6 separate regions of the Homo sapiens genome follow, and regions 2, 3, 4, 5 and 6 are each linked to region 1. Evidence: chromatin loops called from intact Hi-C (ENCODE). Cell type or tissue: mammary epithelial cell. All regions are shown on one strand.

What was found. A loop is a pair of places that touch in the nucleus more often than their neighbours do. Peaks named below come from ENCODE experiments on the same cell type or tissue, not always from the same donor. Only the 100,000 strongest peaks of a DNase experiment are listed, where the experiment ranks them.
Region 2: it touches region 1 in a loop (19-fold over the local background); 95 of 110 quality-filtered maps call a loop at or near these places.
Region 3: a loop joins it to region 1, with 14 times the contacts of the local background. A loop is called at or near these places in 17 of 110 quality-filtered maps.
Region 4: it touches region 1 in a loop (7-fold over the local background); 2 of 110 quality-filtered maps call a loop at or near these places.
Region 5: it touches region 1 in a loop (7-fold over the local background); 9 of 110 quality-filtered maps call a loop at or near these places.
Region 6: it touches region 1 in a loop (4-fold over the local background); 7 of 110 quality-filtered maps call a loop at or near these places.

The regions. Positions count from the first base shown.
Region 1 is chr9:6,566,408-6,571,407 of GRCh38, forward strand. All of the region lies in intron 15 of GLDC (glycine decarboxylase), which reads right to left. Among named protein-coding and RNA genes, the nearest start is that of GLDC, 77 kb to the right of the region's middle. RefSeq lists an enhancer at 1-990. In mammary epithelial cell, CTCF peaks have their summits at 574 and 1,915 (motif pointing left); DNase peaks (open chromatin) are centred at 204, 864 and 1,854; H3K4me3 peaks cover 269 bases; H3K27ac peaks cover 2,690 bases.
Region 2 is chr9:6,351,932-6,356,931 of GRCh38, forward strand. No RefSeq gene overlaps it. Among named protein-coding and RNA genes, the nearest start is that of TPD52L3, 26 kb to the left of the region's middle. In mammary epithelial cell, a CTCF peak has its summit at 2,358 (motif pointing right); a DNase peak (open chromatin) is centred at 3,990; H3K27ac peaks cover 905 bases.
Region 3 is chr9:6,052,166-6,057,165 of GRCh38, forward strand. No RefSeq gene overlaps it. Among named protein-coding and RNA genes, the nearest start is that of RANBP6, 39 kb to the left of the region's middle. In mammary epithelial cell, CTCF peaks have their summits at 2,533 (motif pointing left) and 3,230 (motif pointing right); DNase peaks (open chromatin) are centred at 556, 2,516 and 3,276.
Region 4 is chr9:6,150,867-6,155,866 of GRCh38, forward strand. No RefSeq gene overlaps it. Among named protein-coding and RNA genes, the nearest start is that of IL33, 62 kb to the right of the region's middle. RefSeq lists an enhancer at 1,820-3,019. In mammary epithelial cell, no CTCF peak of the experiment used is centred here; a DNase peak (open chromatin) is centred at 2,735; H3K27ac peaks cover 694 bases.
Region 5 is chr9:6,492,582-6,497,581 of GRCh38, forward strand. It overlaps UHRF2 (ubiquitin like with PHD and ring finger domains 2), which reads left to right. Exons shown (of 16, transcript NM_152896.3): 10 at 1,245-1,351; 11 at 4,617-4,779. Among named protein-coding and RNA genes, the nearest start is that of UHRF2, 82 kb to the left of the region's middle. In mammary epithelial cell, no CTCF peak of the experiment used is centred here; no DNase peak of the experiment used is centred here.
Region 6 is chr9:5,884,193-5,889,192 of GRCh38, forward strand. It overlaps a transcript of BRD10 not described here. Among named protein-coding and RNA genes, the nearest start is that of MLANA, 4.2 kb to the right of the region's middle. In mammary epithelial cell, a CTCF peak has its summit at 2,096 (motif pointing right); a DNase peak (open chromatin) is centred at 2,129.

The DNA.
Region 1 (5,000 bases):
TCTATAATTTCTTAGTATTACCAAATATCGAGTCAAGGGCCTGATCAGCCCCAAAAGAATGAGGCACTTTTAATGTGACACCATTCCTGGCAGTCTCAGGTTCGGCTCTCCCAGGCCCCGGATGCAGATGGCTGTTAGGGGCTGGCCATCCTCATCTCAACGGTCCTGGAAGGCACCACTTTCAGGGCATATGCCATGACTAACATTCCGGTGAGCAATGCTGACTCAATCGTAGACTGTTATTTCATGTTCCCAGTACCCTGTGCAGGAAGGGAAGGGAAATGAGTAATAGATGTATCAGTCCCATTCAAAATGTGTATGTCTGCGAAGCTGAAGGCAAAAATTAAATACTAAAAAAAGATACAAAAATTTAAACTTTAAACAAATGAAAATTTAAAAATAAAATAACTTTTTTTAATGTTACCCACAGAAAATCGGTAAGAATTTTAAAAAATGTGTATGTTCTCCATGCCATCACCCCCATTTTGCACACAAAGAAACTGAGGTCTGAGTGCTACATGCCAAATGGCCAACAGTGACAGATGAAGACTTGGGTGTGGAGTCAGCCTGCCTCCCAGAGCTACGGGCTCCCTTTGCAAGCAGTGCTGCTCTTCTGAGCACACTGTGCTCTCCAAGGACGGAGAGTTGTGGGAGCAAATGCTGATTTTCTTTCTAGCAGAAGTCTTGTCTGATTGATAGAACTGGGGGGTTTAGCTAAAATAAAAAATAAAAAAAAAAAGAAAGAAAAGAAGAAAGAAAGCCTGTCTTACAAGACCTGAGTCACCCCGTTCCTCGTCACCCGCACTGAGTCAGCTGCAGCTATCTCCGCTCTCTTCCAAGAAGAAAGGCAAAGACTGCTCTTCTGTTTTCCTGGCTTCTGAAAAACAAGTCCTAGCCTATTTGAGGTTTTTTCATTTTGAGGACAAGAAAATGAATATGCCGTGCTTCAGGAAACCACTCACATCACAAGTAACTTCATCTCCCTGTGCCTATGTGCCTGAGAGATGTGTAAAATGGGGATAGTAACAGTACCCATCACACAGGGCAGATGTGATGTGTAGTGAGATCATCAAGGTCAAATGCTTCTCAGCCAAATCCTGCCCATTCTTCAACTGGCTACAACTCTCTGCAAAGCCTTCCCTAAAGCCACCAATCCAGCTCTGTCACTTCCTCAGAGAGGCCTTCCCTGAAGGCAAGAATTTTGTCAACCTTGTTCACAATTGTATTCTCTATTCCAAGAACACTGACATAAAAAATATTTGATAGATTGATTAAAGAAATAATCCTCTACCTCCTCCAAATTATCATAGCATTTTACTCTACAATCTTATCTGACATTAATATCCTATACATGTACTGGACATAGAAAATTATTACCGATTTCACATTTACTTTGTATGCCTGTCTTATCTCAATTAGAGCATAAGCTCTGACAGTAGGGTCTAATTCTCAGAGTTCTGTATATTCTTCAACAGGGAATATATAGAACAGTACTCTGCATGTAGTAGTTCTGCAATAAGTATTTAGTAAATATTTTAAAAATTGAATTCCTCCAGCACAGGCAATCAATATGAATGTCATCCTTTCCCCTACAGTAAGGAACCTCAAGAAAAACATTTTATATTTACCCCTATGTTTTTCTCATGAATTCTATTCATCTGACTTTCTTGAAAGGCCAATCAAGGTGTAGACTAGGAATGAAGGAAGAAGCAGATTACTGGCTATGAGCCAGTAGTGTAGGAGAAAGACTATATGCTAAAGACTTGATCAGAAATGCTGGATTTCTCTCTCTCTCTCTCTCTCTGGCCTTAAACATCTATAAAAATCAGCTATGTTTCAACCCAAAAAGTGCAAATGATATATTCAAATGTGACACAAGGATTACTACTGGGGCATTAGTAAAACAAATTGTTAGTGCCACCTGTTGGTAGAAAAGTCTTATGAAAAATAATTGCTTATCTACATAACCCAGACTAAGCAACCATCAACAAACTATTATATATGGAGGACAGGCTAGGTCAGTGCTTTTCTGACATCTGTTTAAAATGAAGTAGTGAATGGTCTGGAGCTGCAGGGCTGGCCAGTGAACGGGGAGCCTCAGAAACACCAAGTTTATGTGAGCACAGCTTAAACTGTCCTAGAAAAACAAGGCCCTCCATGCCGGGCGTGGTGGCTCACACCTGTAATCCTAACACTTTGGGAGGCCAAGGTGGGCGGATCACCTGAGATCAGGAGTTCGAGACCAGCCTGGCCAACATGGTGAAACCCCATTTCTACTAAACATACAAAAAATTAGCCGGGCGTGGTGGTGCATGCCTGTAATCCAGACTACTTGGGAGGCTGAAGTGGGAGAATCACTTGAACCTGGGAGGTGGAGGTTGCAGTGATCCGAGATCACACCACTGCACTGCAGCCTGGGCCACAGAGTGAGACTCCACCTCAAGAAAAAAAAGAAGAAAAGAAAAACAAGACCCTCCAGTGTATGGCATTTACTCAGGCTGATTAAGGAGCTGCTGCTTAATGCAGAATGGGGAAATTGAGCAGACAACTTCTTCCAAAACTCAGATTCATTCTACAAAGAATCCACAAGAAATTCAATAGACCAGAAAAAGTAGAACAACTGAATAACAGGTATAAGAGCCCACAAGGTGAAAACAGCTGGAGTTGATGGAATTCAACAGTATTGTGATGACTATAACCCAGGCCCTTTCAGTATCAGTGTATCATCACAGGTGTGCAAGTTCAGGAGCAATACTCAATGTAAACTTAAAAAAAAAAAGAATTTGTAGATGACATGGCAGAGATAGGGTGAGGGTGATAGTTCAGAAGAGCTAAAAGTTCCTTTGCCAAGGTTGGAACGGGAGTTCAAAGAAAAAACAAATTTTAAAGATTTTAAAAATTAATTTATCTTTCCCTTTACTAAGAACCCTAGCCAAACATACTGAGAATTAGAAATGGATGTTGTGCCGGGCGTGGTGGCTCACTCCTGTAATCCCAGCACTTTGGGAGGCCGAGGTGGGTGGATCACAAGGTCAGGAGTTCGAGACCAGCCTGGATAATATGGTGAAACCCCATCTCTACTAAAAGTACAAAAATTAGCTGGGTGTGGTGGTGGGCACCTTTAGTCCCAGGTACTCAGGGAGCTGAGGCGGGAGAATTGCTTGAACCCGGGAGGCGGAGGTTGCAGCGAGCTGAGATCGCACCACTGCACTCTAGCCTGGGCAACAGAGTGAGACTCCATCACAAAAACAAACAAACAAAAAGAAATGGATGTTGCAGACCAGGCACAGTGCCTCATGCCTGCATGCCTGTAATCACAGCACGTTGGGAGGCCGAGGCGAGCGGATTACCTGCAGTTAGAAGATCGAGACCAGCCTGGCGAACATGGCAAAACCCTGTCTCTACTAAAAATACAAAAATTAGCCAGGTGTGGTGGTGTGCATCTGTAATCCCAGCTACTTGGGAGGCTGAGGCAGGAGAATCGCTTAAAGCAAGGAGGTGGAGGCTGCAGTGATGTAAGATCGCGCCACTGCACTCCAGCCTGGGCCACAGAGTGAGACTCAGGCTCATGGCCGGGGGGATTAAAAAACATCGTGGCTAACTTTATAGACACCATAAGCAATTTCTCAGATGGTGACTGCTTTGGAATATTTGGACATGGGTCACTGTAGCTGCATGCTTTTTATATATGCAAAAAGTAACATGAAACCCATTTTGCAAGACTGCAGAATGCACTAAAGTAATAATTTATGGTGAACACCAGCAGTCACCAAAACTCCCACTGAATCACATTGTAATTATATGGAGAAAACAGTATTTGTGTTCTCAAATAGAATGTTGTATTTTTATACAAGTCAAAAGATGTTAAAAATGTGCCATAAGAAAAGACCACGCTGTGGATTCTAAAGTTTTAAAAATTATAGTACCAAGAAATTAAGATTTATATATTTTTGAATTACTAAATATCTAGATTGACCATATCTATTTTTGTTTTAATTTTCCCTAAATATTCTGAAAATCATTTTATAGTTTTTAACACACCATCATAGTTTGTGCACGGATGGCCACCTTTAGTGTGTGATTTCAGTGAAGTTCCCATTGAAGTTATTTATAAGCAGTGGACCTATTTTACTTCTTATATTTGAACTTCTTAAGAAGTTTCTTGACCAGGCATGGTGGCTCATGCCTGTAATCCCAGCACTTTGGGAGGCTGAGACGGGCAGATCACCTGAGGTCAGGAGTTCGAGACCAACCTGGCCAACATGGCGAAACTTCGTCTCTACTAAAAATACAAAAATTAGCTGGGCGTTGTGGCAGGTGCCTGTAATCCTAGCTACTCAGGAGGGTGAGACAAGAGAATCACTTGAACCCAGCAGGTGGAGGTTCCAGTGAGCTGAGATCGCACCACTGCACTCCAGCCTGCGCAACAAGAGCAAAACTCTGTCTCAAAAAAAAAAAAAAAAAAAGTTTCTCGGGGTATGTTTTTAAAAAAAATATTTTATTACATTTAAAATGATACCTTTTCATGAAAAATATTTATTTTATGAGTGATAAATTATAAGTTTAAATATGAGGTGAATTTGTTCCCTTCAACTACCTATAATATCTATAGCATCCAGCATACAGCCCTTTGTACAAAATGTAACATTTAGAAGCTAAAATATACATCATCCTCCCCCAAAATAATGATTTTCTTATAGACACAAGCAAGATTATTCTAAAATGCATATGTAAAGGCAAAGTAACTGGAATAGCTACTTTTTTTAAAAAAAAAAGAAAGAAACTGGCACAAATCAGTTCATCTGATGGCAAGGCTTATTAACAGTAGCCCCCTCTTATCTGCAGGAAATATCTTCCGGGACACCCAGTGGGTGCCTGAAACCATGGATGGCACCCAAACCCAGGTGTACTACGATTTTTCCTATACATACATACCTATGATAAAATCTAACTTATAAATTAGGCACAGTTACAGATTAACAACAATAACTAAGAATAAA
Region 2 (5,000 bases), 210 kb before region 1:
GCATTCCAACCTGGGCAAGAGAGTGAAACCCTATCCCTTTAAAAAAAAAAAAGGAAAGAAAAGAAATTTGAGAAAACAGCAGAAGCAGGAAGGCAAGTCTCACTTTCCTCATCTCCCTCCCTTCTCCCATCAAGCAGGTCATAAAACCTAGGAAGGATTTTCTGACCTTTCCCTGAAGCAGGTTATAAGACCCTCATGTGAGAAGTGTCTTCCTATGCCTGGGAAAGAGGAACATCTTTATCTCTGAAGATAAAGGGTCACAGAGAAGAATCTGACTTGTTAAGATTCCAAGGACTTGCTAAGTTTCTCCCAGTTTATTACCATTAGATCACACCCTTTTTCCTGTCATATTTCTCCACAACTACCCATTCTTCATCAAACCTAGCATTAAAAAAAACCCACACACAACCCTCAGGTTTAATGGTTTCTTCAGATTTTTATTTCTGTATGAAGTCTCCAAGTCATGTAAAACTTACATTAAATAAATTTGCGGGCTTTTCTCTTATTAATCTGCATGTTGTTACAGGGACCTTAGCCATGAACCTAAAATAGGTAGAAGGAAAGATATTTTTCCTTCCCTATGAGGTAAAGTAACTTTCCCAAAAACACACTGCTAATAAGTGGCAGAAATGGGGTTTGAACAAGGATTCTGAATATAGACCACCACCCTCCTTATCCATTATATGGCATATTTATAACACCTGACCCTCCAACCAACTAATCGACCTGGGCCTTGTCTGAAAGGCAATGGAGGTTCTAATTATTTTTGTATGTGATTAAAATAAATGTTCTTCCTTCGGATATCCATATAGCTAATTCCCTCACATCTGTATGGAATAAATTACGTCCCTCCCCAAATTTATATGTTGAATCCCTAATCCCCAGCATTCAGTGCAGTATCCGACACACAGCAAGTGATCAATAAATAAATGACAAGAAGAAAGAAAGCTCAGGAATTGACTGAGTCTTCCTCAGACCAAACTCCATGGGACAGGAAGGAGGCAGGGCTGAGCCAAGAAGAGGGACCTGGCTTATGCTTAGAAATGGGGTAAGCATGATGACAAATTACAGCTTCAACAAAAGATCAGGGTAGCTGGAGTCAGAAAGGCAAATTCATCCAAACCAAGAAGGCATCTTAAGACGCTAAAAACTGAAGAGCATGAAGGAAGCCAAAGACTAATTCTGCCATAGATCTGGTTGTTAAGCCTCGTGGCTCTTTTTTTTTTTCTTTCTTTTTTTGAGATGGAGTCTCGCTCTGTCACCCAGGCTGGAGTGCAGTGGCGGTCTCGGCTCACTGCAACCTCCACCTCCCGGGTTCACGCCATCTTACCTCAGCCTCCCGAGTAGCTAGGACTACAGGCGCCCGCCACCACGCCCGGCTAATTTTTTGTATTTTTAGTAGAGACGGGGTTTCACCTTGTTAGCCAGGATGGTCTCGATCTCCTGACCTCGTGATCCATCCACCTCGGCCTCCCAAAGTGCTGGGATTACAGGCGTGAGCCACCACGCCCGGCCAGCCTCCTGGCTCTTAATCCTCTGCTCACCTCACCTGCTCAGGTGTTGCCTCCAGAATGCTTTAAAGTATTCTGTTCTGACACTCTTTTGACCTTAGCCCAGGCAGGATTGATGGTGATCTAAGGAAAGATACGCAAGTCTACTCAGCTCCTTCAAAAGTTTCCTTCTGCCTGAGCATAGTGGCTCATGCCTATAATTCCAGTGCTTTGGGAAGCTGAGGCAGAACAACCGCTTAAGCCCAGGAGCTGAAAACCAGCCTGGGCAACATAGCAAGACCCTGTCTCTATAAAAAACAAAAATTAGCTGGGTATGGTGGCACATGCCTGTGGTCCCAGCTACCAGGGAGGCTGAGGTGGGAGGATTGCTTGAGCCTCAGTTCAAGTTCGAGGCTTCAGTGGGTTATGATTGCACCACTGCATTCCAGCCTGGGTGACAGAGTGACACCCCATCTCTAAAAGAAAAAAAAAAGTTTCCTTCCCTTCTAGAACTTCAGAGTTTTAGAAAAGAAAATCCTTAGCGTGCTCTTCCAGGTGACAGCTCAAGGAGTCTCTTCAGACTCCACTGGAAATCTCTTGCTTGGGCCAACCTTCCCCTACTGTCCATCCCTTTGCCACTTGAATTTCACCTCTCTCCATGGTCCCTTTTGATGGCATCTTAGTTGTGGTTTTTACTCCGAGGTACTGTCTCTTGAATTACTTTACTCAGCAGTCTCTGAGCAGCCCAACCCTGCATCCCGGGCTCCTGCCCCTGCAGGAAGGGATTTAGCGAAAAGGAATAAAAAGAATATCTGTAATACACCCCTTCTTCCAGCAACCTCCCACACTCACACCTCTTCTTCAACACAAGGGGGTGCTACTCACATGGTCATTTTACACTATTCTGCACTACACAAACTTCATTGTGATGTTCTTCACCCCCATACCTCCATCAGCCACAACTCTTGAAGAAATGTTTATGAAAGCCTAAATCTAGGATTCCCCCTGAAATGTGGATGAATTTTACACCAGTTCCTTAAGTTGAAAAATATTTGCCATTAATGAGGGCTTAAACCTTACCTGTAGAAATAATTTGCAATACAAGAAAAGGGTCAGGGAAATTTTTTAACTCCATAGAGTATGGGACTAAATCCATGTATTTACTTCCAAGCCAGGCAAGTAGAGGGGACTCTATTCTGATCTAAAATGAGAAGAGAAAAATGCTTCTCTCAAGGAAGAGGTTGTTTGTGGCAGTGAAGGGAGAAGCAAGAGGATCAATGTTGAGGGTCAGCAGATGAAAAGAAAGGAAGTAAGCCAGGAGCTGCCCAAGCTGATCAAGAAAGACTCACAGCTTCTCACGAGGTGGCATCCTCCAACTCCCAAACTCTGAAGGCCTCCAGCTCCACATCTCATTACCTTCCTCCCAATCATCTTCTAGGGAGAATTTTCTGCCCTAGGCTACAGAGGCTCAGAAATGAGGGAAGTTGGGGAAAGGAAGATTCCCCCATGCCTGGCATCCTTAGCTGGTCCCACACATCTTCCTATAAAAATACTCTTCATGGGCCAGGTGCAGTGGCTCAAGCCTGTAATCCCAGCAGTTTGGGAGGCCGAGGCGGGTGGATCACAAGGTCAGGAGTTCAAGACCAGCCTGGCCAACATGGTGAAACCCCGTCTCTTCTAAAAATACAAAAATTAGCTAGGCATGGTGGTACACACCTGTAATCTCAGCTACTGGGGAGGCTGAGGCAGAAGAATTGCTTGAACCCAGGAGATGGAGGTTGCAGTGAGCCGAGATCGTGCCACTGCACTCCAGCCTTGGTGACAGAGCAAGACTCCATCTCAAAAAAAAAAAAAAAAAAATGAGGTGGTCAAGTCCTGTAATTCTGGAACTCTACTTCAGAGGATTATGGATTAAACCTAGCTAACCACCAGGCAGACATAATGTGGTTACTATGGAGAACGCATCCTGAGTCCCACAGAACTTACTTCTGCAAACGAACCGCTGGAATTCTGCCATTCTGACATGGGGACTGCTTGTGTAACCCTCAAATGAGGGAGGAAGATGTATTGACATCTTTTGGACCTGTTAGATTCATAAGACAAGGAATAATTTTGTATCCTTTTTGCTTGAGAGCTTTTCATATTGCCTTTTGATCATTCTGGAGATCAAGAAATACGTTCCCTTCCTTCTGGTCAGGTTTTAAAGAATTCTGAGGCCTCTGGCTGGCACATTCACTGATTCCTATAGAATCAAAGCCATGATTTTGAGTCTCACTTGCTTAGAAATGTAAAGGAATGAGTAAAAGTCGGAAGGAAGTTTAATTTTAGCTTCTTTGGGCTTTTTGATCATGAAAACTAAAGCATATCTGATACAAATACACTTTACTGAAGTTCAGAGAGTTAAGTTTGTCTAAATTCAAATTATTAAACTGCATTTTAGCTGCTTTAGCATAACTGTGTGAAAGAGCACGTGAAACAGAGAGAAAATGACTCATGCAGTCTTCTCAGTGAAGCTGAAAGTCTAGTTAACCCTGAAAAGATGCCATTACTAAGTGAGCTCTAGCTCATTGTTTATATGCAAGCTAGGCCACCAAATCATATTTATCCTTTTTGGGAGGCCCTTAGCAAAACAATGGAATCAATTTCTAGTACATGAGAATATTTCCACACTGCAAGTTTTTCTGAAAAAAAGAAACTACATCATGATTTGAAAACAGGCTTTTTCATATGACACTTCAGTAACAAACATTTTCACATGTAAGAAATGTCCTGCACTTTTTTTTTTTTTTTAGAAATCAAGGTCTCACTGTGTTGCTCAGGCTGGACTTGAACTCCTGGGCTTAAGCTATCCTCCCACCTCAGCCTCTCAAGTAGCTCAGCTTACAGCCACTGCACCTATGTTCTGCAAATATTTAAAGATTATTAATCAGTGTGAGGACAGTGATAGAGTCCAGTAAATGTCCATATCATGCATTTGAGTACTTGCTATGTGCCAAGGACTTCACATATATTATCTTCTCTAATTCTCAGTAAAGCCCTTTGAGAAAGGAATTAATACTCCCATTTTACAAATGAGAAAATCAAGGCAGATGTTAAGGAACTTGCCCAAGTCTTCATAACTTATAAATGGCACCGCAGACATTTGAATCCAGGTCCACCTGACTCAGAGCCAAGTTCTTAGCTACTCTGTTGCCTCCCAAATGGCAGAAGTTCTGCTGCCACTATTAAACATTAGCCATTATTACCAAAGATTGCCCAGGGGCTTCTGTATAATGCAACATCACATGCAAAGCATTTCTAAAGGTTTTCTCTATAAGGAAGAGGCCATTTGCTAAAGGAAGGCATTCTTGAATATTATCACCAGTTTAAAAAAACCTCTAAAATTAAAATAATATACACTTTTTGTGCAATAGATATTCTTTAAGCAAGCATCTTTTAGAAGTAGAGTATGAATAATGCAGTCTGCATCAAGAACAGGAATTACATCTTGTAGGAATATAGATGACCTGC
Region 3 (5,000 bases), 510 kb before region 1:
TCTGAATTTTCAAGAAACTGACCCGGGATCTCTTTGCTTCCTAAAATAGTTGTTTTGGGATCTGGCATGTATCTCCATTCATTATTCTGCAAAGAATCCCTGTAAAGATGGCTCCATTTAGAGCACAGCTCCTCAAACTTTAATGTGCACACAAACCACTCAAACTGATGCTCATCTACCATCTCTGCTTTGTGTTTCCCCTTGGCACTTATCTTCTAACATACTACGTATATAACCTACTCATCCTGTTTATTGTTTGCCTCCTCCACTAGAATGTAGACTTAATGAAGGCTGACATTTTGTCTGTGTCTCTGGTGACTCGCTCAAAGTAAGCACTCAGTGTCAGCACTCCAATACATATTTGTGGAATAAATGAATAAATACATAAATTCATCAAAGTAAGTTGCATTTGAAAGTATAATGAGTATTTGCTAGATATTAAGCATTGTGGGAGGTAGTTTGTGGAATCCCAAGACAAAATAACACTGGAAATACTTGGAGTCTGAAAACATGCTCAGACTAGATGCCTCTGCTATGTGACCTCTCCTGGCTCTCAGTGAATTTAAACAGGCTTGGTGCTATCAGTCATGCTCTTACATCATGAGAGCAGCTTACCTAGAAGCTTTGTACTCTTATACCTGAAATAAGGTCAGCTGAGGAGGGTAAGGTTTTACTAGTACTGTTTTAAATTTTAGGAAAAAAAAGTAAGCTCTCAATTCAGCCTTTCTTATTATAAATAAATCCAATCCCTGCCCCCCGCCCCCCCCCCCCCACAAAAAAAACACTGGGCAAAAACCAAAAACAAAACACTGGGCCCCTCCCTTCAGGAGTTGACAGGTTAGTGGGGAAGACAGACATGTATAAATAAATGTAATAAAGACAGAATTATCAAAACTCTGGTACAGATAGAAGCCGAATACTGTAAGAGCCCAAGGAATCAAGTCTGAATTGTGACTTGGGACAGCAAGGGGGTACTACATGAAGGTGGAAACATTTGAGCGATGGTAGAATTTTTACCGATGGGGATGAGGAAGAAATTTCACGGAAAGGGAACAACTGGAGCAGAGGCCTGGGGACATAAATATATTCTTAATGTTTTATTCAAGGGATAATAATCTCTATTGTAAATGACCTGTGGAGCACTGTGTGGACAATAAGTGAGAAAAGGTTAACTGGGACCTGATAGTATAGAAACATGAAAATCAGTCTTTCATATTAGGGTCTTCTACTGTAGCCACATATGAAAAAAAATACTTGCTCAGGCCCTGCATGAATTATGCATGTGTATTTGAAAAGCTCCCTAGGTGGTCCTGGTGGGAGCTAAGATGATGACTTAAAAGATGATGTGGAAGGCAGTGTGAGAAGTGAGATGACTGGAGGAGGGAGGAACTGGAGGCAAGGGATCTGGGTGGAAGATTTGCAAAACCAGGGGAGAGTTTGTGGAGAAAGAAGACAAATCCAGTTCAAGTTATTGGAGAGATTGGCAGCACTCTTATCTGCTAAATATTGAGGGTAACTCAAGATCCATAGGCTAGAAGCTAGGTTCAGTGATCCTTCCTCTTGCATTTCTGGCTCCATGAATTTCTCCTTTCTTTATTGGGAACATGTAACACAGATTCTAACTGGTCTTGGTATGTAGTATAACATAGTAATTAAGAAGCATGATATAAGGTCAAAGGACTTACCTTGCTCCATGACCTTGGGTAAGTCCTTACAGTTTCTAAGCCTCAATTTTCTCATCTGAAAAAAGGAAAAAATAAATATATTGAGAGGATTGAACATGCAAATACTTGGTTGAGTACCTAGCTGTGATAATCAAAGTTATGTATGCTCTGCTGCAGTAAGCATTAATCCCCAAATGCCTGTGGTTTTAGATGAGATTTATTTTTGAATCATGTTACTTGTCCACTGTGGATCAGCAGGGGGACTCTGCCCATTGTAGTTACTCAGGGACCCAGGCTGACAGAGTAGCTACCATCTTGAATATTGTTAGTACTTATGTCAAGGGGAAAGAGAACTCTGGAGGGTCTGGCACCAACAATTCAATGCTTGGTGCAGAACAGATACATGTCTGTAATCCCAGTATTCCGGAAGGCCTAAGCGGGAGGATTGCTTGAGGCCAGGAGTTCAAGATTAGCCTTGGAAACATAGTGAGACCCTGTCTCTACAAAGTTTAAAAAAGAAGAAGGAGGAGAAGAAGAGGGAGGAGAAGGAGGAGAAAAGAGATACATACCATCCCTGCTGACAACTTATTGGATATTGGCCAGGGCCAATCATATGGTCCTACCCACTACAGGAGGATTAAGAAGTGCAGTCCTACCATGTACTCAGTAGATGGGGGAGCCTGAAATATCTGGTAAGGCTTTATTACTACTATTTACTTATAAACTAAGATCTGCAATGTTAACTATCTTCCTTCCTGCACCTTGAGTCCTCTCCTTCCTGCCTCTTCCTTGAGTTCCCATTCCAGGGGGCCGCCGTCCAATAGCTCCTCTCACCTAACTGGCAACAGAGTCCTCACAGTGCCCTCTAGTGGCACCTAGAGCTACTTCATTAGCCCTTGGAGGGAACTTAATTCTGAGGCATCTGGAGCAAATTTACCCAGCAGGGCTGAATAACATTAATTGTCGAGTTTGCTTTACTTTGTAAGCCTCATAAAAGCATTCAGGATAAGCCCTTATGCCTTGAGACTACCCTTTCAGGAGCACTCTGTGGAATCTATCCTTCCTTTTTGGCAAGAATATCTAAACTTCAATAATTTAAAGGACCTAGATACAAAACCCAACATGTTTTCACTGTGTAGATGCTTTCTATTTTATAAACTCCCCTACTGTCTCCAACAACCTTTCCTTTCTCATAAACCATATAAATACTTATAGAGATAGAGCCAAAACCATTATGTAATTCCTGAAAGCCTATCTGCAAACTCAACTAGAATAATGATCCTTAATTATGAGAACAGAGAGGAGTTGCTTCTGAAGGAACCAAAATGTCATGTTCCCAGTCTTGTATTATGGCTTCCTAACTAGATTCCATGGACACCTGACCACAACAGTATTTTCATATAATTGATTTCCTTTGTAATTCCATGTATTGTATTTTATACATTTAAAAACTTTAATATGAGAAGAGGCCCAAAACTTCACCAGTCCGCTAGAGTCACTTGGCATCTTAAAGTTGTAAGATGGAAGTTGTATTTGCCAGTGTGAGGAAACATTTTAAATCTTGCCACAGGGTGGTGCTATTGCTTTAAGGGTAAGAAAGAGTAAGTCAGCAGGTTGAACAAGAATCTGTTACCTCCAAGAAGATTGAGAAACAGAGTGGTGATGTGGTCACAGAAACTTCGCAATAGTCTTAGTCTTAAGTGGTAGTTCCAAATTCCTAGCAGATAAAATGCAAATCCATTAACTAAGAAATTTTGGTCTAGTATATAAGATGTGGTTGGTAATGGGTTTTCCTATTTTAAAGTAGTATATAATACAAAAATTATATACCCCTCAATGTTCTGAGGAGCTATTAGCCAACCAATTACCTAAACATTCATTCTACACAAGATTAAAGATTTTCTTCAACACACAGGTGGGTGACTGTGGTATTGTTTCTCTCAACCGTGTTGTCAGAGTTTTATTTTTCCTGTTGGCTCCATTCTGGGTTTTTGTACGTAGACATCATACTTCACATATACTGAATTCCAGCAAGGTGTAATCATGATGAGATGCACACGGCAAGTTCAAAAGTAGAAGACACAACTCCTGAATAGGAACTGATAAATCAAATGATGAAAATTGCACAAAGAACCCAAGGAACAAACATAAAACAGAGTTGGTTATACTGGCAAAAGCAACATATACTTACAGATAAGACAACTTACTTCAAAACAATCTGGGGGAGAAGGTATAGTCAAAATAAGATGATTATGTGATAATTGTTAAAGCAGGGAGATAGGTAATTTGGAGTTCCTTATATAATCTTTTTTTATACATTTGAAGTTTTTCATTACAATAATTAACATATCCATAAAATAATATAATGTTAAAGGGTTGAATTTTTGGTGATCAATGAGTATATACCAAGCCCTTATTGGAAGGGAAGGAAGGATGAACACTGATGCAGAAGAGGTTGTAAGTCACAGAAAATGGATAAACTTCAGGAAGGTGTGATACTGAGTTGTGGTACTCAATCCCTATTTAGATTAAATTTTTTTTTTTTTGAGAAAAAGGTTTTGTAACTTTTTTCTTTTTTCTTTTTTAAATTATACTTAAAGTTCTAGGGCACATGTGCACAATGTGCAGGTTGTTACATATGTATACATGTGCCATGTTGGTGTGCTGCACCCATTAACTCGTCATTTACATTAGGTATATATCTCCTAATGCTATCCCTCCCCCCTCCCCCCACCCCACGACAGGTCCCAGTGTGTGATGTTCCCCACCCTGTGAACAAGTGTTCTCACTGTTCAATTCCCACTTATGAGTGGGAACATGTGGTGTTTGGTTTTCTGTCCTTGCAATAGTTTGCTCAGAATGGTGATTTCCAGCTTCATCCATGTCCCTGCAAAGGACACGAACTCATCCTTTTTTATGGCTGCATAGTATTCCATGGTGTATATGTGCCACATTTTCTTAATCCAGTCTATCATTGATGGGCATTTGGGTTGGTTCCAAGTCTTTGCTATTGTGACTAGTGCCACAATAAACATATGTGTGCATGTGTCTTTATAGCAGCATGATTTATAATCCTTTGGGTATATATCCAGTAACGGGATGGCTGGGTCAAATGGTATTTCTAGTTCTAGATCCTTATGGAATCGCCACACTGTCTTCCACAATGGTCGAATTAGTTTACAGTCCCACCAACAGTGTAAAAGTGTTCCTATTTCTCCACATCCTCTCCAGCACCTGTTGTTTCCTGACTTTTTAATGATCGCCATTCTAACTGAGATGGTATCTCATTGTGGTTTTGATTTGCATTTTTCTGATGGCCAGTGATGATGAGCATTT
Region 4 (5,000 bases), 420 kb before region 1:
CAACTGATAAATGGATAAATGAAATGTAGCCTATCCATACAATGGAATGTTATTCAGCTATTAAAAGGAATAGAGTACTGATATATGCTACAACATGAACAAACCTTGAAACAATGCTAAGTGAAAGAAGCCAGTCACAATCTCTATCTTTCTCTATCATCCGTGGCAATCATTCACTAAGTCTTCTCAATTCAACCTGTTTTAACATTTCCAAAAAATAACACTTCATATTCAAAATTCATTTGGTTGTGAGCAAAGGAAATTTACTCAGACCAACTTACACAGATATCCTTTTAGTAACAACTCCTGAGGTGTGTCTCTTCCTAAATTCCAAGGGTAAGAGAGTGCAGCCGAGTCTCATGAAAGACTGACCTGCTCTTACTATGATCATCAATGAACTTCCTATAGTCAAAACTAAAGGACTCTTTTCCATTCTTATCCTACTTGACCACCCCACAGAATTTGATACACTTTATTCTTTCTTGAATCATGCACACATGCTCTCTCTCTCTCTCTCAGAATGGGAAAAGTTGTTTTACACAAGAAGTTCCAATATAGGGTTTCTCCATGTATACATAATTCATTGGTTTAATAATGTCATCCATATTCCTTCCATGTTTTTATTCTACCATCCTCCTTTGGTCAGCTTTGTCCCTCAAAGTATCTCCCTTCACAGTCTCCAATAGCTCTGTTTTCTTTTAAATCTTAGGTCTTGCTTCTGGGGTCATTTTTGGGAGTTCCTGTAGCAGCTTGAAGCAGCCAGAATGAACAAAAAGGATCCTGTCCTCCAAATATTGGGGATCTGTATTTGGATTGCCAATCACTGCTTCTGATCACAGTGGTACAGACAAAGAAGTGAACAGCTATTGTTTCACCTCTACCCTTTTTGCAAGCCCCTCCCATCCATCTGAGATGACTTCCAGGGGATTCAAAGGACCAGGGCCATTTTTCCCCCTTAATATTTTTGATTCCCTTTTGGGAACCAGACGTTAAAGACTAGGACTTTCAGAAACAACTTCATAGAGGGGGAAATTAGAAAGTGACCATGCATACCCAGGGAAAGGCTCAGGCTCAGAAAAGACCTGAAAGGACCTTAAGTTTATATATATCAGACATACAACAATAAAAAAGAGTAAACAAAAACAATGACTAAATCTAGCAAACTCTGGAAAAGGAGAAGAACTTGATTTCCAGATTTACCACATTTTTAGATTCAAATGTCCAGTTTTCAATGTCAACCAAAAAAAAATCACAAGACATACAAAAAAAAAAAACAAAAACCAGGAAAGTATGGTCTATTCAAAGAAAAAAATAAATCAACAGAAACCATCCCTGAAAAAGATATGATGTCAGATATACTAGATGAAGACTTTTAAACAGATGTCTTAAAGATGCTCAATATTCTAAAGAAAGATGTGAAGAAAGACCAGAAAAAATATATGATACATGAACAAAATGGAAAAATCAATGATGATACAGAAAAACCTAAAAATAAACCAAAAAGAAAGCAAGGAGTGGAAAAATAAAACCAAGATAAAAAATTCACTACAAGGACTAAAAGACATACTTGAGCATCCAGAAGATAAAAATAGTGAAAGGTGAAGATAGAACAATGGAAATCACTGAGTCTGAGGAATAGAAAAAAGGCCGAAGAAAAATAAATAAAACCTAGATAAGCTGTAGGACACCATCATATACATTTTGGGAGTCTCTGAAGATTAGAGAGAGAGGCGGGTAGAGAGAATATTTTAAGAAATAATGGCTGAAAGCTTCACAAATGTGATGACAGACTTGAACATAAACATACAAGAACTCAACAAACTCCAAATAAGAAGAATTTAAAGAGACTCACCCAAAAACACATTATAATCAAACTTTTGAAAACCAAAGACAAAAACAGAATCTTGAAAGTGGCAAGAGAGAAGCAATTTGTCACTTACAAGAGATCCTCAATTAGAATATCATCAGATTTCTCATCAGAAACTTTGGAAAACAGAAGCCAGTGGGTTAATAAATTCAAAGTGCGAAAAGAAAAAGAAACCTGTCAATCAAGAATCTTTTATCTTGCAAAACTCTCCTTCAAAAGCGAGGAAGCAATTAAAATATTCCCAGATAAACAAAAGCTGAGTGAGTTCACTACTAAACCTGCCGTGCAAGAAATGCTTACGTCTTGCAAGGTGAAATGTAAGAACACTAGACAGTAACTCAAAGCTATATGAAGAAATAAAAATCTCAATGAAGGTAAATACATGGACAATTATAGAAGCTAGTATTATTGTAACAATGGTTTGTAACTCCATTTTTTGTTTTTTGCATGGTTTGAGATTCATACGTTAAAAACTATTAGTCTAAAAGCTAGTATTATTGTTAACTTTGGCTTGTAACTCCTATTGACAGAAATTAAGGCTGTTGAGGCAGAAATAATTTGATAAAGGTTTATTGGAAGCCAAATGTGAGGATCAACCTGGGAAGACACATCAGAAAGTTGGGAGTGTTCCAGAATCTGTTACAAGTTGGAAGGCTTTTATAAGTAAGTTTAGGAGAAGGGAGAGGGGCTCCTCATAGTGAAGTTGTCCTTTTTCATTGGAGGGTACAACACAAAGATTGGCTGCAAAGTATGACATACAGGGCAACATACAGGTTAAAATTCTATGCACAAGACAATCAGTGAAACTTCATGATTCAGAAACAAATCACCAAAACATTATGATTCAGAAACAAATCAGCAGCCTTTTTGATGTCAGTAGGTTATAAATTAATCATTATACGTCAATAATTTGAGAAACTCAGATAAGATTCTTTACTCATGAACAGGATGTTGCCATGAATCACAAGACTGCCCCAAGATAGGTTAATTTAAGAAGCCCTGTTTACTTTTAAAGTAAACTGCCAAATATGAACTGTAGGTTATCACCCCACATTTTATTTTCTACTTTTTTTTTTTTTTTTGAGATCGCATCTTGCGCTGTTGCCCAGGCTGGAGTGCAGTGGTGCAATCTCGGCTCACTGCAACCTCTGTCTCCTGGGTTCAAGAGATTCTCATGCCTCTGCCTCCCCAGTAGTTGAGATTACAGGTGCCCGTCACCATGCCCAGCTAATTTTTGTATTTTTAGTAGAGACAGGGTTTCACCTTGTTGGCCAGGCTGGTCTCAAACTCACGACCTCAGGTGATCCAACCACCTTGGGCTCCCAAAGTGCTGGGATTACAGGCATAAGCCACCATGTCTGGCCAATCTTCTAGATAATTTAAGAGACTAATGTATGTAAATAAATTATTACTTTATGTTTTGGGGCATGAAATATAAAAAGATGTAATTTTATGACATTAACAACGGAAAGAGGTGGGGACAGAATTGTAAAGAAACAGAGTTTTGTATGTTATTGAAGTTAAACTGGTATAAATTCAAATTAGAGTATTATAACTTTAGGATGTTAAGTGCAATCCCCATTAAACCATAAAGGAAATAGCTAAAGAATGTACACAAAAGGAAATGGAAAGAAATTTTAAAATTTCACTGCAAAAAATCAACTAAACATGAAAGAAGACAGTCAATAAATGCAGGAAATGAGAGGCAAATAAGCTATAAGCCATAAAAAACAAATAGCAAAATGAAAAAAATTAAGTTTCTCCTTATCAGTATATACTTTAAATGCAAATGGATTAAACTCTACCATCAAAAGACAGGGATTAGCAGAATGGATACATACATGGTCTGACTATTTACTGTTTACAAAAGACTTACTTTAGATCCAAAGATATAAACAGATTAAAAGTGGAAGCATGGAAAAAATATTCCATGCCAATAGTAACCAAAACACAGTAGGAGTGGGTATAATAATATCAGACAAAATAGACTTTTTTTTTTAACAGGGTCTCACCCTGTCACCCAGGTTGGAGTGCAGTGGCACAATCTTGGCTCACTGTAGCCTTGACCTCCTAGGCTCAAGCAATCCTCCTACCTCAGCCTCCCAAGTAGCTGAGACTACAGGTAAGCGTCACCATGCCCCGCTAACTTTTGTATTTTTTTGTAAAGATGGCATTTCACCATGTTGTCCAGGCTAGTCTAGAACTCCTGGGCTCAAGTGTTCCACCTGCTTCGGCCTCCCAAAATGCTAGGAGCACAGGCATGAGCCACTGCTCCCAGGCGAAATAAACTTACAGGGCTATAGTGGACAAAGAAGGACATTATATATTAATAAAAGACCCAACACAGCAAGAAGATATTCAATTATAAACATTTACCCATCTAAGGACAGACCATCAAAACACATAAAGCAAAAGCTTACAGAATGAAAGGGAAAAAGAGATAGTTCTATAACAATAGTTGGAGACTTCAATACCCAACTCGCAATAATGGTGAGAACAACCAGACAGAAAATAAGCAAGGAAACAGAAGACTTAAACAATGCAATAAACCAACCAGACTAACAGGTATATACACAATCCTCTCTCCAACAACTACAGTATACAAACTTTTCTCAAGTGCACATGGGACATTTTGCAGGATACATCATATGTTAGGCCACAAATTAAGTCTCAATAGATTTTTAAAAGATGGATATCATACAAAGTATCTTCTCTGACCAAATGACATAAAGTTAGAAATCAATAACCGAAGTGAAATGGAGAATGTATAAATTTGTGGAAATTAAACAACAAACTCTTAAACAACCAAAGTAAAAATCACAGGGGAAATTAGAAAATACTTATAGACAAATAAAAATGAAAACACAACATGCTAAATCTTATGGGACAAAGCAAAAGTAGTCTGTGGGTGGAAATTTATAGCTATACCTGTTTACATTAAAAAACAAGAAAAATGTCAAATCAACATCCTAACTTTACAAGTTTAGAATAAGAAGAACAGGCTGGGTGTGGTGGCTCATGCCTGTAGTCCCAGCATTTTGGGAGGCTAAGGCAAGCAGATCACTTGAGCCCAGGAGTTCAAGACCAGCCTGAGCAACATAGTGAAATCCAATCTCTACAGAAAATACAAACA
Region 5 (5,000 bases), 74 kb before region 1:
AGGGAAAAACAAAGTATAAATAATTGACTTCTATAATACGAATTTAGTAGACACAAAACATCATTGTCTAAGTTGTCTAAACTAATTAAAATGATCTTGCATTAAAGAATCACTATTTTGCTAGTGTTAGTAGGATTAATTGTGCACTGATAGTTACTTTTCTTAATTTGTTTCAAGTACTGAATCAGATAGAGACAATAATATCCATATAAATTTGTAGCTGCTATAGAAGTAATTGGAGAGCTTTTGGCTTTTTTTTTTTTTTTTTTTTTTACATTTAGTAGATACTTTATACTACTTTTAGATTTTTCAAATTTTTTCCAAATTTCTTCTTAATGGGAGGCTATTATTTTACCTGAATGTGTGATATGGGTGAACCCACAGAATGTGAAATAAAGGGAACTTAACTATGCTGTTAGAATTTTAATATGAAAGCCAGGGCGCAGTGGGTCATGCCTGTAATCCCAGCACTTTGGGAGGCCAAGGCGGGTGGATCACTTGAGACCGGGAGTTGGAGACCAACATGGCCAACATGACAAAACCCCATCTCTACTAAAAATACAAAAGCTAGACAGGCGTAGTGGCACATTCCTGTAATCCCAGCTGCTTGGGAGGCTGAGGCAGGAGAATCGATTGAACCTGGGAGGCAGAGGCTACAGCGAGCCGAGATCGTGCCACCGCACTCCAGCCTGGGTGACAGAGCAAGACTCTGTTTAAAAAAAAAAAGTTAAGGTGAAGTTTTTAGGTAAATTTGCTTTTGTAGTACTTATTTATTGTCAATGCCAGAATTTGAAATTTGAGGCAGCACACTTAGGTATGGTGTAGATGTCAGTTGGAAATTTGGTTATGGAGTGTTTGTTGAAGTGGTATTATCTATAAAGAACCTACAAGCTAGTATTGATAAGTTTTAACATTGAATTGAATAAAATATAATATTTAAATCCATAAGACCTTACCTTGTTTGTAACATTCTGTTGATTATTTTACTACATATATAGCATGAGACTAACCATATTTGGAGATGTTGAAAAGTATAATTTAAAGTGAAAGTGTTAGGTCAAGTTATATGACTTGAAAGTATACTACACACAAGATTGCATTTAAATTTTGCATTATTTTGGGAGATGCCTCAAGAGAAAATGTCAACTCATAACATCCTAATGAAATGTTTTGACTCTGAAATAAGAATTGATGAAATTATACTTGGGTTTAGCTTTCTTAATAAAGAAAATCTTCTCTGACAGGACCGAGGTGATGAGTTCACATACACTGGAAGCGGTGGTAAAAATCTTGCTGGTAACAAAAGAATTGGTGCACCTTCAGCTGATCAAACATTAACAAACATGAACAGGTACTACTATAGACACTGTTTAGAATTTGAACATTGAATAAAAGTTTCATTATAGGACTGTAAATTGTAACTTACGTTGCAGAGGAGAATTTCAAACTGGGAGTTAAAGATCTGAAATTAAAATTCCAGTGCCTGATTATGTAATTGTTTTTCAGCATCCTAACATATCTTTATACTGTTATTTTTTAAATGCCATAATTTCTAGTCTTACTGAATACATGTGATATGCATTTGAAAATGTTAACAACTTTGAAGGAAAGGAGCCTGTGTAATTTAAGTGAAATTGAGAATAAGGTGGCTTGTCTACTACTCCATTGGTCAAAGCTAAAAGTGACAAACTCCTTTTTAGAGTAAACTCAGTAATTTGAAATAAAGTTATGTTTGGGAGCCACATTTATGTACATAAATGAAACATAAGGTAACTTAATCAGATCTGTACTGAATGTACTTTTAGAATGTCTGCTAATCAGATATCTTCTAAGAGTTGTTAAAGGGAATGTTCATTTAGTTACAAAAGTGATCTTTTCTAACTAAATCCCCTTAAGACATTACAAAAGAGCCACCGTGTGCTGATCTTTATTCTATAGAAATACTAATGACATCTCAGCTCCCGTGGGTACAGAAAATTTATTAATTTCAAAATGTTTTATTTTATAAATGCATGCTAATACCAATATTAATAAGTAACCCAGACCACCAGATAGCAAAAATCACATTATAGTTTGTCCTGCTGAAATTTTTGTGAACATTTCATAAAGTTAACAGTTTTTATATCCTGTTACTAAGGGTATTTTGTCGATTGAGTAAAAGTGAGTGTTTTTCACTTTGAGTCTAAATCACTCAGTTTTAAGTAGTGTCCCCTTAATTTCTGATTACTGTGTGATGTAAAGAATATACCAGTATGATTTCAAGACTTTCATGCGTATCAATTTACATAGAATCTCTGTTTTTATGTGTTCTATATTGTTTCTGATAGTAGGATTATTTTTACTGAACCAGCAGAGGAGACAGGTCAGATTTGCTGGTGAAAACATTCTTGAGACAGGAGCTTAGCTATTCTTTTCTAGCAAGAAAGCAGTCCTTCAAGAAGAGTGTCTTAAAATAAATATTTTGATGTGTTTTTGTCAATGAAAATGTATCTCAAATTTGCAAAAGGACTCTTTCAAGTTGTCAAATCTGAAAATTATTTTTCCCTTTAATAATCGATAATTTTGCTTGAAAGGAACTTCCTTCATAACTACCCACCATTGTAATGTACATGTTAAGATTCCTTTCACACTTTTGGACAATCTGATAAGTACCGCTACAATCTCATTAGAAAATAATTGACAAGCAGTAAACATGTTTTCTATAAAGAGGAGATAGTGAAAATGAAATATCAACTGAAAACAATTTAGGATTGAATTATCAGAGAGACTTTAACATCTGGTCAGTTTATACGTTAAGTTGTGAATACGCCTTGTGATTGTAAAAGTGCTTGGGCAAAGGTACCTGTATGTCTTACAAACATGAAAACTGAGGTGAAAGGCACTTTGCTCTGACCCATAGTATACTCTTTGCCCAGTAGTGTATGGTTGAATTCATTTTTGCTTCTTTGCTAAGAGGTAGTTCGACACCTTCTTGCTTCTGAGTTTATTCCTATTTCTTCCCAGCTCTTCAAACTTTAAGAAACTGAAGAGGGCAGCAAAGTAACCTGGCCATCTTTTATCAGGGCAGTCAGAGGCACCTGACTGGCTGAGTGGCAGATAGATTAATGGAGGAGCTTTGTTGCTGTATTGCCTAGTTTCATCCTCTTGGACTCTTTTCATATACTTGAATAGCCTAATTATCTGAAGCCAGAAGTGAGTTGACAGTGCCAGTTAGTGGTGGCAGTAATTATGACTGAAGGTATCTGTGAGCATTAAAGCATTCCATTCAGTGACATGAATGAAACTTACCCTAGCTCTTTAAGATAAAATAGGTGTAATATCTCAATAGGTATTCTGTAAGACGTAATAGTAGCCCTAGAGTTGATGGCTGTGTTTTTTTCTACCTCTCAGAATTTTAATGCATCTTCCTTTTAGATTAAAAAAAAAAGGTAACTTGGGAAGCTTCAACTCTTTGACCACAGCTATATAAGTTATTTTTTAAAACAAAATACTTTCAAGTTTATTTACTCACTAAAAATATAATTATGGTCAAGACATTTCTTTTCAATAGGTTAGTCATTTTCTTGACGTCTATTTTTTTTAACTTGAGCCTGCATAAAAAGAATTAAACCCTGAAGAAGTATTTTATGTCATATCTGCTTTCACCAGATTGGGTATAGTTCTGTTTTTTGTTTGTTTTTTAAACCTTAAGTGTTCTCAGTGTTTTCTTTTCACTTAAGACGTAGGTGTCCTAGAGGAAAATGCTAATTTTAAACTGATTCTAAAATTGTTATTTTAAAATAGTAAAAATAACTTAAATACAGATTTTGGTACAACTAGGTTCTCCCAAGAGTAAGGTCTTCTAACATCTAATAAGCTCATTGATTTACTACTATTAGGTGAATGCATATACTAAATAAGTTCCAGCTAAGTCAGGTACTACTTCCAATTCAGTGTTCTTCTTTGACCATGCATTAATGCATTATCAGTAAAATGTAGTGATCTCAAGCAGCCAGAAGTCTTCATTGTCATTAGCACAGGCATTTGGATGCTTCAGGCTTATTGAAATTTATCTTTTTATGGAGACCTTTAAAGAACATTCTCATACACCACTTATTCTTAATATCTTTTAAACTTTAAGGATTCTCTATTGTCTGGAATGTGGAAAGTAGACCTGGGAAGGTCATTTGTACCTTGCTGACAAATTTATATTTCTGGATTTCTTTCTACATTATTCCAGCAATTCACCTTACACCCTTACCAAAGATCACTATTGAAAAAATCATTTGCTTTAGTTTTCCAACGTTCTCCCTTCCCCCAACAAACGTTATTTAAAGAAAAATTCCATGTATTTCTAGTTGTTTTCTATTATACGTGGCACAGATGTTATTACTTTCAGAAGAACCCTACAGGCTATCTGAGAACCAATCCCCTGGCTTGGGGGTGACATCAGAAAACTGATTTGTCTTCTCTGCTGGTGGGGGAAAGCATAATCCTATTATCTGGAATAATATGGAAAGAATCATAGAATCTTAACCATCAGGTAAGGTATAATTCACCTTTTAATTGAGCTAATGACTCGATTGTGTACTTGAAGAAAAATTACATGGTATAAAGACTTCTTTGTTGTTTTTTAGGGCATTGGCCCTAAACTGTGATGCTCCATTGGATGATAAAATTGGAGCAGAGTCTCGGAATTGGAGAGCTGGTAAGCCAGTCAGAGTGATACGCAGTTTTAAAGGGAGGAAGATCAGCAAATATGCTCCTGAAGAAGGCAACAGATATGATGGCATTTATAAGGTGCTCTATCTGGCATGACATCTTGTTTGTCATTCTTCCTGGGCTTTCAAGGCAGGGTTGTTGCAAGGAACTACTGTGGGTGGGCTCGAGGAAACAGTAGCCATCTTATATTGCTACTTTTTCTGGAAATTGAACAGATGCATAAAGCAAACTCTTAACTTCAGCACTTTACTTTTAAGGCTTATTTCGAGTTCCTAGGGGCAGAGTTGGGTTAAGGTTTT
Region 6 (5,000 bases), 680 kb before region 1:
AACAATACAGGTAATCCTCATGGCCACCTGGGAGGTAGATATCTTCATGACACGGGAAAATAGATTTACTGCAAGTCTGGTCAACCCATTTTTTTCCCTGCTTAAAACCGTTCTGTGACTCAACACAGCCTACAAGATCAGTCCAAAGGCTCAGCGTGGTATTCCAGGCCCTGTGGCGCCCAGGACCGGGGCCTCAGGCCTGCCACTCCCTTTCTTGCACTTGGAGCTCCAGCCATATGGAACGACTCACAATTCCCTGAAGCTCACCAGACCGGTCTGGGGCCCTGAGCCCTAAACCACTGGGATGTCACCTTCCCGTCCTCACCCGAAGTTATGGTTGGTGAATGCCTACTTAACTTCCACTGGACTGGCCTTCATCTCATGCCTATGAAGGTGATCCCTACTTACCTTCCAGACACAAACACAGCCCATCTTCCTCTCAAGCCTCTTCTGTACCAATACCCCCACTGTACCCTAGACAAGAATCTGGGGTGGCTCTAGCATTATTAGATATTGTAGTGAACCCTGGTGTTGACTCTTCAATATTTTTCCACTCCAAAGGTCATTTTAATCCGTTCCTGTAATCTCAACCTTCCTGTGACTAGTCACAAATGGCCATGGGATTTACCACGTTTCTGATTTATTAGTGCTCTTCTCTGCTCACCTGCGAGACTTGGGCCATGTTCTCAAGACTTCAGCCAGCTCTGTGCCCGTGTTCACCTGGAACCCCTTTCCTAATAGAGCCCGGGAACTGATGAAGCCTCCTTTGCTGCTTCCTGAGAGGGAGCCACACTCAAGGCCAGCCCGAGGCCAGCAGGCCACAGCTCTTGCTCTCGGGTGTCTGAGGGAGGAGGGAGTCCCTGTGGTCCTCCATTTCCTCCACCCTCCTGGCTGCTGGGGCTTCCCCTTTCGACCCCTGCCTAGCCATGCCTCGATTCTATTCCCTTCTCTACCTCGCCACTATCCCCTCACCATCAGAACCTCTCTGTCCTGGGTCTCTTTACGTCACAGCAAGCGCTTGTTAGCTGATTAACAATTAGCCATGGCCATGAGTTCATAGGCTCACCCCAAGGACTGGGCACCCCCTCCGAACTGTTTGTACATTCACAGGGAATTCGCAGAAGCACTAGCCTTTCTCAATGAACAACTTGCCAGGCACTGTGCTAGATGAGTTGACGTATGTTATCTCTTTTTTTTTTTTCAGTTTCACTCTCGTTGCCCAGGCTGCAGTGCAATGGCTCGATCTCAGCTCACTGCAACCTCCACTTCCCAGGTTGAAGTGATTCTCCTACCTCAGCCTCCTGAGTAGCTGGGATTACAGGCATGCACCACCACGCCCGGCTAATTTTTTTGTATTTTTAGTAGAGACGGGTTTTCTCCATGTTGGTCAGGCTAGTCTTGAACTCCTGACCTCAGGTGATCTGCCCACCTCGGCCTCCCAAAGTGCTGAGATTACAGGCATGAGCCACCGCACCCGGCCCATATGTTATCTCATTTAATTCTCACAGCAATTCTGTAATTATTCCCTATTCCTATGTTGCAGATGAAGACGGAATAGCTCAGAAAGGTTAATTAACTTGCTCAAGGTCTCACAGATAATAATGAGAGCTGGGATTCAAGGCACCTGTGAGGCTTACGGGGTGAGGACTCAGTAGTGACTGGGATGTGGCCTTGCCTTCTCTGCCTTCTGAAGAGCCAGTTCTGTTTGTTCAGCTCCTCCTATGAAAGGGCAACAGGACTTTCTGGGATTTTCAGGCATAACCCTGAAGTTCAGGTAGAAGTTGTTTTCCCCAAATCTTTTGAGCCAGGGGCTTGTAGCCTTCCCAAAAGGGAACACAGTGGACGCATGGCTAGCGGGGACCGAAAGCGGAAGCCCGAGCAGCCGGCTATCAACCCTCGTTTGTAGCAATACCTCTGCGGGGTGTGTGAGAGATCAAAAGCTCACAATATTGTGGGGAGCACTGAAGAGGGCCTAAGCCCCAAGCAGGATGAGTCAAGAGGATTCTGGCTCCTGAGCACTGTAAGCAGATGCCAAAGAGGCATCTCTGGCCCCTTCATGAGGTGGGCCTGTGATGCCAGGTGGCCAAGCCCACTAGGTGGCAGCAGAGAACCAGTCAGTGGCCAGCAAGGTCTAGCAGGTACAAATCCTAACCCTGGGGCTGGTGTGGGGGCTGAGCTGCCTCACAGTAACAGTTCACACTATTGTTGCTAGGCGTATTCTGTGCCACGTGCTGTACCAAGCACTTCCAACAGGATCTCGTTTAACTCTCACCATGAACCTATGAAGCAGATGCTGCTATTATCCCTTTCATTTCAGATGCGTGCACTGGGGCTTTCAGAGGTTTGAGATTTGCCCAAGGTCACACACACTGAAGAGATGAAGTGCAAGTGGTTTGGACTCTAGAGCTCCTGCTGTTAGTTTGGGACTAGATTGCCAGGGGAGAAAAGGAAGCCACTTGGAAGTGTTGAAAATGAAGGCAGGTAGGGCCTGACTTGGGCTGGCTTTGGTGTGGACTCTGAGGCCCAAGGCCGGCTCAAAAACAGAGACTAAGAGCCTAGTTAGAGGGAACTTCTAGGGGGCTTCCGGGAAACAGGATGTGGTAGGTTTTTCAAGTTGAGGTGCCCAGGGAACCCCTATTTGAAGAAGCGATCGCCAGCTTATCCTGTTCACATAGCCCTGAAAGGGCCAGGCACCTCAGAAGCTGCAAACCACTCAAAGACCCAAAGGGATGCCTGTGAAAGAGCTGGTCAGGTCTCCCTCGTTGAGCTCAAAGAACAAACAAGGGCCAGGTGCAGTGGGTCGCGTCTGTAATCCCAGCACTTTGGGAGGCAGAGGTGGGCGGACCACTAGAGGTCAGGAGTTCGAGACCAGCCTGGCCAAAATAGCAAAATCCTGTCTCTACTAAAAATACAAAAACTAGCTGGGCATGGTGGTGCATACCTGTGGTCCCAGCTACTCAGGAGGCTGAGGCAGGAGAATCGCTTGAACCCAGGAGGTGGAGGTTGCAGTGACCCGAGATCACACCACTGCATTCCTGCCTGGGCAACAGAACAAGACTGTCCCCCAACCCACCCACCAAAAAATATCTCAAACAAGCTGGAGAGCATGTTCCCAGACTGGCCATTGTGTGCCCAGCATGCTGAGTCTGGTCCTGTAGCATCCTCTGGGGGAGGGGATGATGCCAGCTGCCTGTTGTCTCCACCCTGGAAGAATGCCAGGGCACACTCAATCCCCAAGTCAGCTCACATCACCAGAGAACTTGAATGAGACCTGGGAACTTCACCTTGCCCTGAGATCCAGGTCAGTACTCCCTCCTCTGTGGTCTTGCCACCAGTCATATATGGGCCAGGCTATTATAGAACCCAGCTCAGTGCAATGGACTTTTCAGCTCAGAACTGCATCCCTCTTTGTAGACTAGTACTCACCACCAGGACTTTCTGGGATTTTCAGGCATAACCCTGAAATTCAGGTTGGAGTTGCTCTCTCCAAATCTATTGACACAAGGGGCTTATATCCTTCCCAATTTTTGCACAAAATTCCCTGAGATAGCCTCCACTCTGGGAACTCAGTCTAAGTCATGGTCTATTGTTCTGCCTCAAGGTCTCCAACTGGTTGTTCTTTCTGAAATGCTCTCTCTCCATCTTTTCATGGCTGACTGCTTCTTACCATTTAGGTCTCAGTTTAAATTTTCCCTCCTTTACAGATAGGCTCTCCCTGGCTTGCCTAATAAAGATCAACCCTTCTTTGTTTTCTTTCTCCCTTACCATTTTCAGTGGTGACTATCCAGTATCTGGTGGGTTGGTACTGCCCTTACACAGGACAGCCTTTGTCCATAGCTCACGATGGAAACCAGAAAAATCACAGGATCTGAAAGGAATGGGTCCTCAGGTATTATGGGAAAGGGGACCTTAGAGGTCATTTAATCTAAGTCTTGAGCTGCTAGGACTGTCATATTCCGGTGGGGTTTTTTTTCTTTGTTTTGTTTGTTCACAATGGCTATGGAGAGCTGGTGAGCAAAGGTGACTGTTGTGTCCCACTGAAATGCTTCTGGGCTGTCCAAGATAGATCATGATGTTAAGTAGAATCAGCTCTGGGGTCAATTATTAGGTGAGTGCAAAAGTAACTGTGATTTTTGCACTGTCGGACTTTGCTGTTTGATATTAAATACATTCTTAAATAAATGTGGTTATGTTATACATCATTTTAATGGGCATTTCTCACTTTATGTATTTTTGCTAAAGACATCACTTGTTCTTTGTTGTATGTTTATTTTAGACTATGGAAATGTTGGACAAAAAGCAAATTCAAGTGATTTTCTTATTCGAGTTCAAAATGAGTTATAAAGCAGCAGAGACAATTTGCAACATCGACAATGCATTTGGCCCTGGAACTGCTAACGAATGTACAGGGCAGTGGTGGTTCAAGAAGTTTTGCAAAGGAGATGAGAGCCTGGAAGATGAGGAGCTGGCCACTGGAAGTTGACAACGACCAGTTGAGAACAATCATCGAAGCTGATCCTCTTTCAACTACACTAGAAATTGCCGAAGAACTCAACGTCGATCATTCTACAGTTGTTCAGCATTTGAAGCAAATTGGAAATGTGAAAAAGCTCATTTAGTGGTTGCTTCATGAGCTGAGTGAAAATTTAAAAAACGGTCTTTTTGAAATGTTGTCTTATCTTATTCTACACAACAACAAGGAAGAATTTCTCAATTGAGTTGTGATGTACAATGAAAAGTGGATTTTATATGATAACTGGCAATGACCAGCTCAGTGGCTGGTCTGAGAAGAAGCTCCAAAGCACTTCCCAAAGCCAAACTTGCACCGAAAAAAGGTCATGGTCACTGTTTGGTGGTCTCTGCTGGTCTGATCCACTACATCTTTCTGAATCCCGGTGAAACCATTATATCTGAGAAGTATGCTCAGCAAATCAATGAGTTGCACCGAATAGTACAACACCTGCAGCTGGCATTAATCAACAGAAAAAGCCCAATTGTCC